3 separate regions of the Homo sapiens genome follow, and all the other regions are linked to region 2. Evidence: chromatin contacts called from ENCODE Hi-C or POLR2A ChIA-PET data. All regions are on one chromosome and are shown on one strand. The core of a region is the stretch at or near the end of the contact, and the rest is flanking DNA. Distances in the headings are between cores, read along the strand shown. Region 1 overlaps EVI5L (ecotropic viral integration site 5 like). Region 2 holds the start of CD209 (CD209 molecule). Region 3 holds the start of TRAPPC5 (trafficking protein particle complex subunit 5).

Region 1 (3,246 bases), core at 637-3,136, 110 kb after region 2:
AGCCCCTTGGGGGTGGTTGGAACAGGAGCCTCCCTGCCCTCCACCTCCCACTGCCTTTGCCGCCTTTGCAGGGGCTGGAGATCGTGTTCCGAGTGGGCCTCGCCCTGCTGCAGGTGAACCAGGCAGAGCTGATGCAGCTGGACATGGAGGGGATGTCCCAGGTGGGCCGGGAGGGCCAGGGCCGGTGGGGCTGCCCCCAATCAGGGGCTTCGAGTCACAGGATGCCCTCACAAGTGACAGAGAGGGCCCGGCTTCGAGGGTGGAAGGTGGTGTGCCTGACATCCCTGATCTGTTCCCATCCACTCTGTTCCCCTGAGGTCTCCCTAAGGGACCAGAGGACCCCCTAGGCTCTGCCAGACACAGTCAGGGGCCAGCAGCCTGGCCGCAGGGAGACAGGAGGCCCAGGCTGAGCCCTGGGAGCCCCACTGCCCACCTCCTGCCCCCAACCCCGCAGATGCCCCAAAGCCTGATGGCAGATCATGACTGACTGACCATGAGGGCATCCCCACCCTGCCGCCCAGCCTGGTGAGGGCACAGGAGGGAGTTTGGGGGTCTAGGCAACCTCACGCCTTGCCCCGCCCCAGCCCGGCCTGCCTGGAGGCCCTGCTGCTGGCCAGCCTGCCTCCCACCGCTACTTCTCTGCTGTGCGGGCCCCTGCCCCCTCCCCGCGTCCTCCAGCTGGTGCTTCAGGGAAGAATGCACAAAGGCCACGGTTGTGTCCGTGAACATGGGCAGGCATTGTCCACAGCTACCAGAGGGGGCCAGCTGGGCCGGGTGCAGGAGCTGTGTCCCCCCTGGGCTTACCTTAACCCTTTGCACAGGCCCGAGGCCCCCGGCATACCCATCCTCCTTCCCCCACGAAGGTCCCCTCTGTCAGACCCCCCGACCCTCAGCCTTCACTCCCAGGAGAGCCTCCTTGGCCTGCTTTTCTTTTTTTCTTTTACCTTTTTCTTTTTTTTTTTAAGTCGGAGTTGCTCTGTGGCCCAGGCTGGAGTACAGTGGTGCAGTCCTAGCTCACTGCAGCCTCCACCTCCTGGGCTGAAGCGATCCTCCCGCCTCAGCCTCCTGAGTAGCTGGAACCAGAGGTGTACATCACCATGTCCAGCTAATTTTTTTTTTTCAGAAATGGGGTCTCACTATGTTGCCCACACTGGTCTCAAACTCCTGGGCTCAAGCTATTTATTTCTCCCACCTCAGGCTTTTAAATCATTGGGATTATATGAATGAGCCACCACATCCAGCATCTGCCAGCTTTTCTTCTGGAAACTAAGGCTTTGGCTGCAGGCAGTCCCCCATTCCCTCCCCTCACGCTCAGTCTTTCCATTGCTCCACAAACACTGAGGACACGGCGTTGAGGACATGGCGACACCCCGGGCAGACCCGTTCCTGCCCCCCTCCAGGGCAACAGGGCTCGGGCGGCCCCCGGTGGTCAGGGCCTGCATGTTGGTGACCAGGTGACCGGCTGTGTCCCCACAGTACTTCCAGAGAGTGATCCCCCACCAGTTCGACAGCTGCCCGGACAAGCTGGTCCTCAAAGCCTACCAGGTCAAGTACAACCCCAAGAAGATGAAGAGGTCGGTGCCTGCTGGGCAACCAGGGTACTGGTAAGAAGGGGGGACCCCCGAGGGCATGACAGTAACCACGGGGCCCTCCCGATCTGCAGGCTGGAGAAGGAGTACGCAGCCATGAAGAGCAAGGAGATGGAGGAGCAGATCGAGATCAAAGTGAGTCCAGGGGCCCAGGGGCGGGGACAGGGATGGGAGGCCTTTGGGGGCTGCCCTCCGTACTCTAAAGATCGGCCGCTAGGGGGCGGGCCTTCCCAGCGCACAGGCGGACCCGGCGGTCCTTGGCGGACAGGCCTCCGCCCACCTGCGCCGTCCTTCACCTGTTAGGCCAGCTGTGAGCGCCTCCCCCGCCTGACGCCGCGGTAACCAAGACAGTCAAGGTCCCTGCCCCGCTGGGCCGCCCAGCGTCATGGGGAAGCAATCAATAAACCACTGAACTAGAGTGCGGACTCTAAATGCTCTGGACAAGGATGTGCACGCGGTGGGCAAGGCTGACTTGGGCAGAGGCTCCGGGCCCAGGGTGTCGAGGGCTAAAGGCCCAGGGCAGCAGCGTGCCTTGGGGGCTGGAGGAATTCCAAGAAGGTTGCAGTGGAGGACCCCGCAAGGGGACCGCCCTCTGGGGAAAGATGGAGCACGCAGGGCCCAGACACCAGGGTGTGTAGGGCAGGGTGTGGGCACTCACCCGGGGCCCCTGGTTCCTGGGGCAACTGGCCCACCAGCCCTGCCAGGTCAGGGGGTTTCCTGAGTGTGCAAAGCTTCTCTCTCCTTCCTTGCGCATTCTTCCCTTTACACGTGATTTTAGTTATTTACTCAACAAGCATTTATTGCCGGGCGCGATGGCTCATGCATGTAATCCCAGCACTTTGGGAGGCGGAGGCAGGTGGATCACTTGAGGTCAGGAGTTCGAGACCAGCCTGGCTAATGCAGTGAAACCCCGTCTCTATTAAAAATACAAAAATTAGCTGGGTGTGGTAGCACACACCTGTAATCCTGGCTACTCGGGAGGCTGAGGCAGGAAAATCACTTGAACCCGGGAGGCGGAGGTTACAGTGAGGCAAGATTGTACCGTTGCACTCCAGCCTGGGCGACAGAGTGAGACTGTGTCTCAAAAAAAAAAAAAAAAGAAAAGAAAAGAAAAAAAACATTTATTGAGCACCTGCTGTGTGCCAAAGTCACAGCTGAGACTGAGGGCGCACCAGTGATAGGAAGGGACACAGACACAAACCCAACACAGCCTGGCTCCATGCTCTTCAGGGGCAGAGCCGCACAGTGGCTAACACTGGAGTCCAACAGACAAGGATTCAATTCCAGCTCCAGCGGCACAGTGGCTCACACCTGTAATCCCAACACTTTGAGAGGCTGAGGTGGGAGGGTGGCTTGAGGCCAGGAGTTGGAGACCAGTCTGGGCAACATAGCAATACCCCGTCTTTACAAAAATATAGAAATAAATACAAAAGGTGTGCCCAGCTCCTGCAAGGATGGCTGTGCTTGGTGCTGTGATGGGTTGAAGCCAGAGAGATGATAGGGAAACCCAGGGGCCAGGGATCAGGGCTCCAGATTGCTATGAGGACCAGAGACCTGAAATAGCTCTGACCCAGCTGAACTGAGGGACTAGGGCAATGCCCTGCCCCACTCTGACTCAGTTTCCCCACATGACATGCATCAATGACTGTCAAGTCTG
Region 2 (3,272 bases), core at 438-2,937:
TTCTCTGGAAGCTCACCCACTGCAGCCTTCAGCCGGGTCAGCTCCTGGTAGATCTCCTGCAGCTTAGATTTCTCTGGAAGCTCACCCACTGCAGCCTTCAGCTGGGTCAGCTCCTGGTAGATCTCCTGCAGCTTGGATTTCTCTGAGAGCTCACCCACTGCAGCTTTAAGCTGGGTCAGGTTCTGGTAGATCGCGTCTTGCCTGGATTGTTCCTGACTTATGGAGCTGGGGACCTTGGACACTGGGCCAAGAAAAAAAAGGAACTGCAATTATTAAACACCTACTGTGTGCCAAGCCTTGAACTGAGCCCCATAGGGACATCATTTGTGAGAGCCAAGGTCTTGGTTAATCCCCTTTGAAGATGAAGAAAACTGACACCTGGAGAAGGCAGCACAGAAGGCCAAGGAGAGCCAGATTCTTCCTGTCCTCCTCCTCCTCCCTCTCCTGTCCTGCCCTAGAGTGGGGAGGGGCTGTGGGAGAGGCCCCTACAGACCCCCAGGGACAACATCTTGGCTCTCAGTCCCACCTCCCTCCCAGATCTGGCAGCCCCAGGCTGTGTCCACAGCCAAAAGCCAGGCGTGGGGACCCCAGACCCTCAGAACCTGCCCCTGACCTTGGACAAGGAGCCCAGCCAAGAGCGTGAAGGAGAGGAGTTGCAGCACCAGGGGACCATGGCCAAGACACCCTGAGAGAGGATACATGCGTCAGCCTGCCAGTGTCCCCACCGGAGCCTGGCCCAGGGAGAGCCTGGTCTAAATCCCTCAGCACCCCAGGACCCAGGAACCCCAGCCCCAGCCCCCTCCACTCCAACACCTGGGAATCCAGGCCCTAGCTCTAACCTCCCCAGGACCCAGGGACCCCGTCCCCAGCCTCCCCTTCCCCAGGTCCCAGGAACCAGGTACCTGCTTCCACCTCCCCAGGACCCAGGAATCCAGGCCCCAGCCTCTACATTCCCAGGTCCCTGGAACCCAGGCCCCCAGCTCCCACCTCCCCAGGACCCAGGGACCCAGGACCCAGCCTCCCCTTCCCCAGGTCCCAGTAACCCAGGTACCTGCTCCCACCTCCCCAAGACCCAAGAATCTGGGTCCCAGCCCCTACATCCCCAGGTCCCAGGAACCCAGGCCCAAGTCCCCACCTCCCCATGACCCAGGAGTCCAGGCCCAGGCCCCCACCTCTCCAGGACCCAGGAGTCTAGGCCCCTGACCCCACCTCCCCAGGACCCAGGAACCCAGGCTTCAACTTCTACCTCCCCAGAACCCAGGAGTCTTGGCCCCAGCCTCCACCTTCCCAGGAACCAGGAATTCAGGCCCCAAACTCAACCTCCTCAGGTCCCAGGAGTCCAGGCCCCTAGCCCCACATCCCCAGGACCCAAGAGTCCAGGCCCCAGCGTCCAGCTCCTCAGGACCCAGGAGTCCAGGAGTCTCTCGTCTCTCCTCCCAAACTGCTAAGTCCTCTCTACCTGCTAAGCTCTTGTATCCTCGAGTCTGTCGGAATCCAAGGCCTCTCAGCTGTTCCTCCTCTGAATGGATAGACGTGAAATCAGAGCCTGGGCAGGCTGAGGCCATGGCTGGCCATCCCTTCCCCCTTCCCAGAATCCCAGCGTCCCAACCCAGCCTCACCCAGGAGGCCCAGCTGCTGCAGTCTTGGTTCCTTGGAGTCACTCATGTCACCCCACTCTCCCCCAGTGTCCAGAACTCCTGGGGGCCACAGCTTTTATTTCCCACCCTGTGATCTTTACTTCCTAAATCTAGTCTCCCACAGAAAGAGAAACAGGAAGTTGGGTAGGGATCTGTCATCCAAAAGACTAGTGGAAAGCATCAGAGCATGAGATGGGCCGGATCTTTCAAGAATTTCAGGGAGGCAGTGGGGGATGGTCTGGGGTTGACAGGGAGAAGGACTCATCCACTCATGGATGGCTGAGCAGTGGGATGCTTTTAATGAAATCTGATAAATTGTAAGAGAAAGCTACTGTGTTACACCCCCTCCACTAGGGCAAGGGTAGGCAGGTAGCACCCCCAGTTCCTGGAAGCACTGTCCCCTGTGACCTCCTGGCTTTCCTGCTTTGAGCTGCTGCTGTCCTCATTTTTGGGAATTCCTGCTGACTTTGGGAGTTGGGGCAGAATCATAATTGCTTGTTTATTTAATGCCTAGGGTAGTCAGGTACTTTTCCAACAGCTTTATAAACTCATTCATTTAATGTTCCTACCCTTCAGTAGATCATATGACCTCCATTATACAGATGAGGAAACTGAGGAGGCACTGCAAGTTTAGCTAACTGGCCCAAGGTCACACAGCTGGTAGATGGTGGGGCTGAGACTTGAACCCAGTCTGCCTCCACAGTGCATGCTGTTAACCAAAGAGTGAAATAGTATCAAAGAGGAAAGAAAAGATCCATAGCAGCTTTATTTAGAATGATCTGAAATTGGAACAACCCCGTGTCCACCAGCAGGTGAATGATAAAAAATATAATGGCATATTCAAAGATTGGAATACTATACAGCAATGAAAAAGCAAAGTACTAGTACATTTAATAACATAGATAAATCTCACAAAACAGTAAAAGGACCCAGACAGAGTGAGTACACACTGTAAGATTTGATTTTGTGTGAATTTTGAGAACAGGCAGAACTAACCTTTGAAGGAGACTCAGAATGGGAATTATCAGGAAGGAGCAGGTGGAGATTGACAACGGGGTTTCTGTATGCTGGAAATGTTCTATATTTTGATCATAGAGATGTGCATTTACCACATGTGTGTTAAATCTCAGTTTAAAGATGGAAAATACATACATGTATCATAATCAAATAGTGGTTTTCGACCTGATCTTTACTTTGTATTCTTTTTTAAAATGTTTTAATTTTAGAATAATTTTGGGTTTATAGCAAAGTTGCAAATGTAGGAAAGAGATTTCCCATATGTAAATCCCTCACCTAGGGATCCCTAATGTGAACCCAGTTTCTCCTAATGGTAACATTTCACATGGTAATGAGGTAGGAAACTGGAAGAACTTGTTTTCTGGCCACAACCCTGCAGACCCATACAGAATCTGGTCCAGATGAGATGATGTGAAGAAACCAGCAGGAACCAGCAGATGGCAACAAAAGCAATCCCTGGCTGCCTCATTGCTCGTGGGCATAAGATACTCCCTCCAGTGCCATGACTGTTTACCGATGCCATGGCAATGACCTAGAAGTTCCCACCTGTTTCCATGGAAACAACCTGGACATCTTCGCCCTTTTCCTTAAAACTTCTAAAGAACCTGCTCCTCAATT
Region 3 (3,239 bases), core at 1-2,500, 67 kb before region 2:
TAAACATACTAGAGTATACTGCGGCGTGTTTTCTGTCTACCCATGTCATGGTGGGGGAGATTTATCTCCGTACATGTGGGTGTCGCCATGTGTGCCCTGTCACTATCTGTGGCTGGGTGAACGGCTGTGTCATTATGAGTGTGCCGAGTTATGCCACCCTGTGTGCTCAGGGCACATGCACACAGACATTTATCTCTGCACTCACATTTTGTGACTTATGAAGATAAATAAAGTCAAGGGAAAACAGCGTCGCTATGGGACCTGTTACTGGGGCAAGGGGAGGGGTTTTGGGACCTGGGGAGAGGGAGAGTCTGCACGTGACAATGACCCCGGGGCACCAGGGTGGGCGAGACTGAGTGCCCTGCGTGAGTACCTGTGCATCTGTGAATGAGTAACTCATTCCCTGTGTCTTCCCTGTGTCCCAGAGTGGGTGCCCCTGAGCATACAACATCTCCCTGAGTGTACCTGGGACCACGGATATATACAAGCCCTAAGCGTGTACCCACGTGTGTAATTGTGCCCGTGAGTGTATCTATGCCATTGAGCATGTATCCATGAGTGTACATGACCCTAAGGTACTATGTCCACCGCTCATGCATGCACTTGATTTGTTGTTGTTGTTGTTTGTTTTTGTTTTTTTGAGACAGGGTCTCGCTCTATCACCCAGGCTGGAGGGCAGTGGTACGATCATGACTCATTGCAGCCTCGACCTCCTGGGCTCAGGCGATCCTCTTGCCTCCGCCTCCCGAGTAGATGGGATTACAGGTTCACACCACCACACCTGGCTAATTTTTTTTAAAGAAGTGGGAGTCTAGCTATGTTGTCCAGGCTGGTCTCAAACTCCTGGCCTCAAGTGATTCTCCCACCTCCGCCTCCGAAAATGCTGGGGTTACAGGCGGGAGCCACCGCGGGCCACATGGATGCACTTGAGACAATTGAACCCATCCCCAAGGACATAGGAGTGCCTGGAAAAGCCAACAGGTGTGTCCATGTGCAAGGGTATACATTGGCCCATTGTCATACGTGCGCCCTGAGCAGGTGACTAGGCCTGCAAGCGTCCCCTCCAGCGTGGGCCACCCAGAGCCAGCGAGACCCTGGCCACGCGCGGAGCAGCCATCACGGCCGTGGGCCACGTCCCTGGGTCCGGCTCCGCGGACTCGCGCGCCCCCCTGCGGCCGCTCTCAGGCACCGCTGCGCGCGCCCCGCCCACACGCCTGGCCCGTCGAGCGCCTGCGCACGCAGCGCCTTTTACGGCGCCGTAAAGCAGCTCGGCCGAGCAGACTGCTGCGGTTCCTGGTGAGACCCTACCCACCCCCCTGCCCGCGCCGGGCCTCGTCCGCTCCCCGGCCCCTTCCCCGCGGGCGTGTGGGTCCCGGGCTGGGGTCTCGGCGTCCGCGATCCCGAGCCCGCTCGCTTCGGCCCCCCTCAGGAGGCTGCGAGGAGGGTGGGTTTCTCCCCAGTGTAGAGGTACGGGGCGAGGGTCGCGGGGCCCTGACCCTACGGCAGTTCAGCTCACTTCAGCCCCCATCGCAGCCCGGTGGTGGGGTCTTAACGATCCCTCTCCCATCTCGCGCGCCCAGGGCCCTCGCCACGGACGGATCTGCATGCTGGGGCGGGGGCGGCCCGGAGCCCCTGGGACACCCCTCCCCGCTGGTTCTCCCACCTCCCACGCAGACCTCGTTGGGGTCGGCTTAGCATCCACACACCTCCCCATGCATGGTGGGGGCGGGTTCTCAGCTGCCCCTCCGATCCCGTCTCGGCGCCCGCTCCCCACCCCATTTCTCTTCAGGAGCCCCCTACCCCATCTCCCTCTCCCCGCACCGACAGCTGATGGGAGGACCACAGTTGCTCAGCATCCAGCTTCCTTTCTGGAGAGCACGGGGGTGGGAGGCTCCCAACACCTCTGGGCCCCTCCTCCCAGCCTTCAGAACCCAGGCCCATCCGCGTCTCAAAGGACGAAGGGTTCCTGCGTGACACATCGGAGCTGCCTGCCTGAGGGCTTGGGGTTGGGGGTTACCCGCCCCTCCTGCCTGGCCCCACGGATCCCCCCTGTTAAAGCCCCCAACCCTCCTGGCTTTTGGTCTTGACACGCTCCTACCCCACTCCCACCCTCCACCCCCTTTACTCTGGCTTTCCGCAGGGGGCCGGCAGGAAAGTTCCCGAGGGTCGTCTGTGCTGGAGCGCAGGGCGGGGCAGGAGCGACTGCCCATATCCCCTCGTGGTGCCTCATCTTTGTCACCTCCCTGCCCTAGATCTGACGCCCCTCCCCCCATACACTAGTTTTCTAGTTACTCCTGTAGGTGGCGGAGCGGGCAGGAAGGCGCTTTCGCAATTGAACCGTCTGCATGCCCGAGGGTTGGGTGGTTTCGGCCTCCTCTTCTGTTCCCCCTCGTGTCTCTCCTCCCACCTTGTCCCCACTCCCGCTAGCCCGCTGCCTGCCGAGGGTATAAGACTCCCCCCTCCCTTGATTTATCTGGTTACGTGTAATCGAGGCGTGTTTTACGCGCATCTCTTTGCAAGTGGGAAGTCGGCACTGGAGCACACAACAGTGGCATGGGTCGAGGGTGTCCCAGGGCCCCTCGCGGTTCTCCCTCCTTTCCTCCCGGCCTGCTCCCCTTCCCATTGCCCCTGACACCTGCACTTCCTGGTCTCCCCGCAGGGTGGCGGCGGCATGGAGGCGCGCTTCACGCGCGGGAAGTCGGCGCTGCTGGAGCGCGCGCTGGCGCGGCCGCGCACCGAGGTGAGCCTGAGCGCCTTCGCACTGCTGTTCTCCGAGCTGGTACAGCACTGCCAGAGCCGCGTCTTCTCCGTGGCCGAGCTGCAGTCGCGCCTGGCCGCGCTGGGCCGCCAGGTGGGCGCGCGCGTGCTGGATGCGCTGGTGGCGCGCGAAAAGGGTGCCCGGCGTGAGACCAAGGTGCTAGGCGCGTTGCTCTTCGTCAAGGGCGCCGTGTGGAAGGCGCTCTTCGGCAAGGAGGCGGACAAGCTGGAGCAGGCCAACGATGACGCGCGCACCTTCTACATCATCGAGCGCGAGCCGCTCATCAACACCTACATCTCCGTGCCCAAGGAGAACAGCACGCTCAACTGCGCCAGCTTCACGGCGGGCATCGTGGAGGCGGTGCTCACACACAGCGGCTTCCCTGCCAAGGTCACGGCGCACTGGCACAAGGGCACCACGCTCATGATCAAGTTCGAGGAGGCAGTCATCGCTCGAGACCGGGCCCTGGAGGGCCGCTGAC

What was found. Hi-C counts contacts between places; a loop is a spot of excess contacts on that map. ChIA-PET counts read pairs that join two places held with the same protein, here RNA polymerase II (POLR2A). Pooled maps may share reads with other maps.
Region 1: a loop to region 2 is called in a map of PC-9, with 18 times the contacts of the local background. The contact joins the enhancer-like site here to the promoter of CD209 in region 2. A Hi-C loop is called at or near these places in 1 of 168 maps with a recorded cell type or tissue (PC-9), 1 of 37 single-sample maps with no recorded cell type and 3 of 50 pooled maps. POLR2A ChIA-PET finds 5 or more read pairs at or near these places in 1 of 52 experiments (H1).
Region 3: a map with no recorded cell type shows a loop between it and region 2 (7-fold over the local background). The contact joins the promoter of TRAPPC5 here to the promoter of CD209 in region 2. A Hi-C loop is called at or near these places in 4 of 168 maps with a recorded cell type or tissue (B cell, CD14-positive monocyte and GM12878), 8 of 37 single-sample maps with no recorded cell type and 12 of 50 pooled maps. POLR2A ChIA-PET finds 5 or more read pairs at or near these places in 7 of 52 experiments (A673, CD4-positive, alpha-beta T cell, GM12878 and 4 more).

Annotation. Positions count from the first base shown.
Region 1 is chr19:7,851,610-7,854,855 of GRCh38, forward strand. EVI5L (ecotropic viral integration site 5 like) reads left to right here. Exons shown (of 20, transcript NM_001159944.3): 8 at 72-161; 9 at 1,477-1,574; 10 at 1,664-1,724. Among named protein-coding and RNA genes, the nearest start is that of PRR36, 21 kb to the right of the region's middle. Within about 2 kb of position 1,887, at least 3 of the 41 ENCODE cell types and tissues checked have a DNase peak (open chromatin) inside an H3K27ac peak, as active enhancers do.
Region 2 is chr19:7,745,847-7,749,118 of GRCh38, forward strand. It overlaps CD209 (CD209 molecule), which reads right to left and starts at 1,688. Exons shown (of 7, transcript NM_021155.4): 1 at 1,620-1,688; 2 at 1,460-1,519; 3 at 614-685; 4 at 1-241. The coding sequence starts at 1,665. RefSeq lists promoters at 1,566-2,993, 1,638-2,706, 1,665-1,902, 1,666-2,773, 1,666-2,172 and 7 more, cis regulatory regions at 1,720-1,725, 1,739-1,744, 1,762-1,767, 1,768-1,778, 1,773 and 8 more, an enhancer at 2,756-3,257 and a silencer at 3,037-3,272.
Region 3 is chr19:7,679,583-7,682,821 of GRCh38, forward strand. It overlaps TRAPPC5 (trafficking protein particle complex subunit 5), which reads left to right and starts at 1,251. Exons shown (of 2, transcript NM_001042462.2): 1 at 1,251-1,296; 2 at 2,660-3,239. The coding sequence starts at 2,672. The coding sequence ends at 3,238. MCEMP1 (mast cell expressed membrane protein 1) reads left to right here. Exons shown (of 7, transcript NM_174918.3): 7 at 1-247. RefSeq lists silencers at 956-1,515, 2,481-2,775.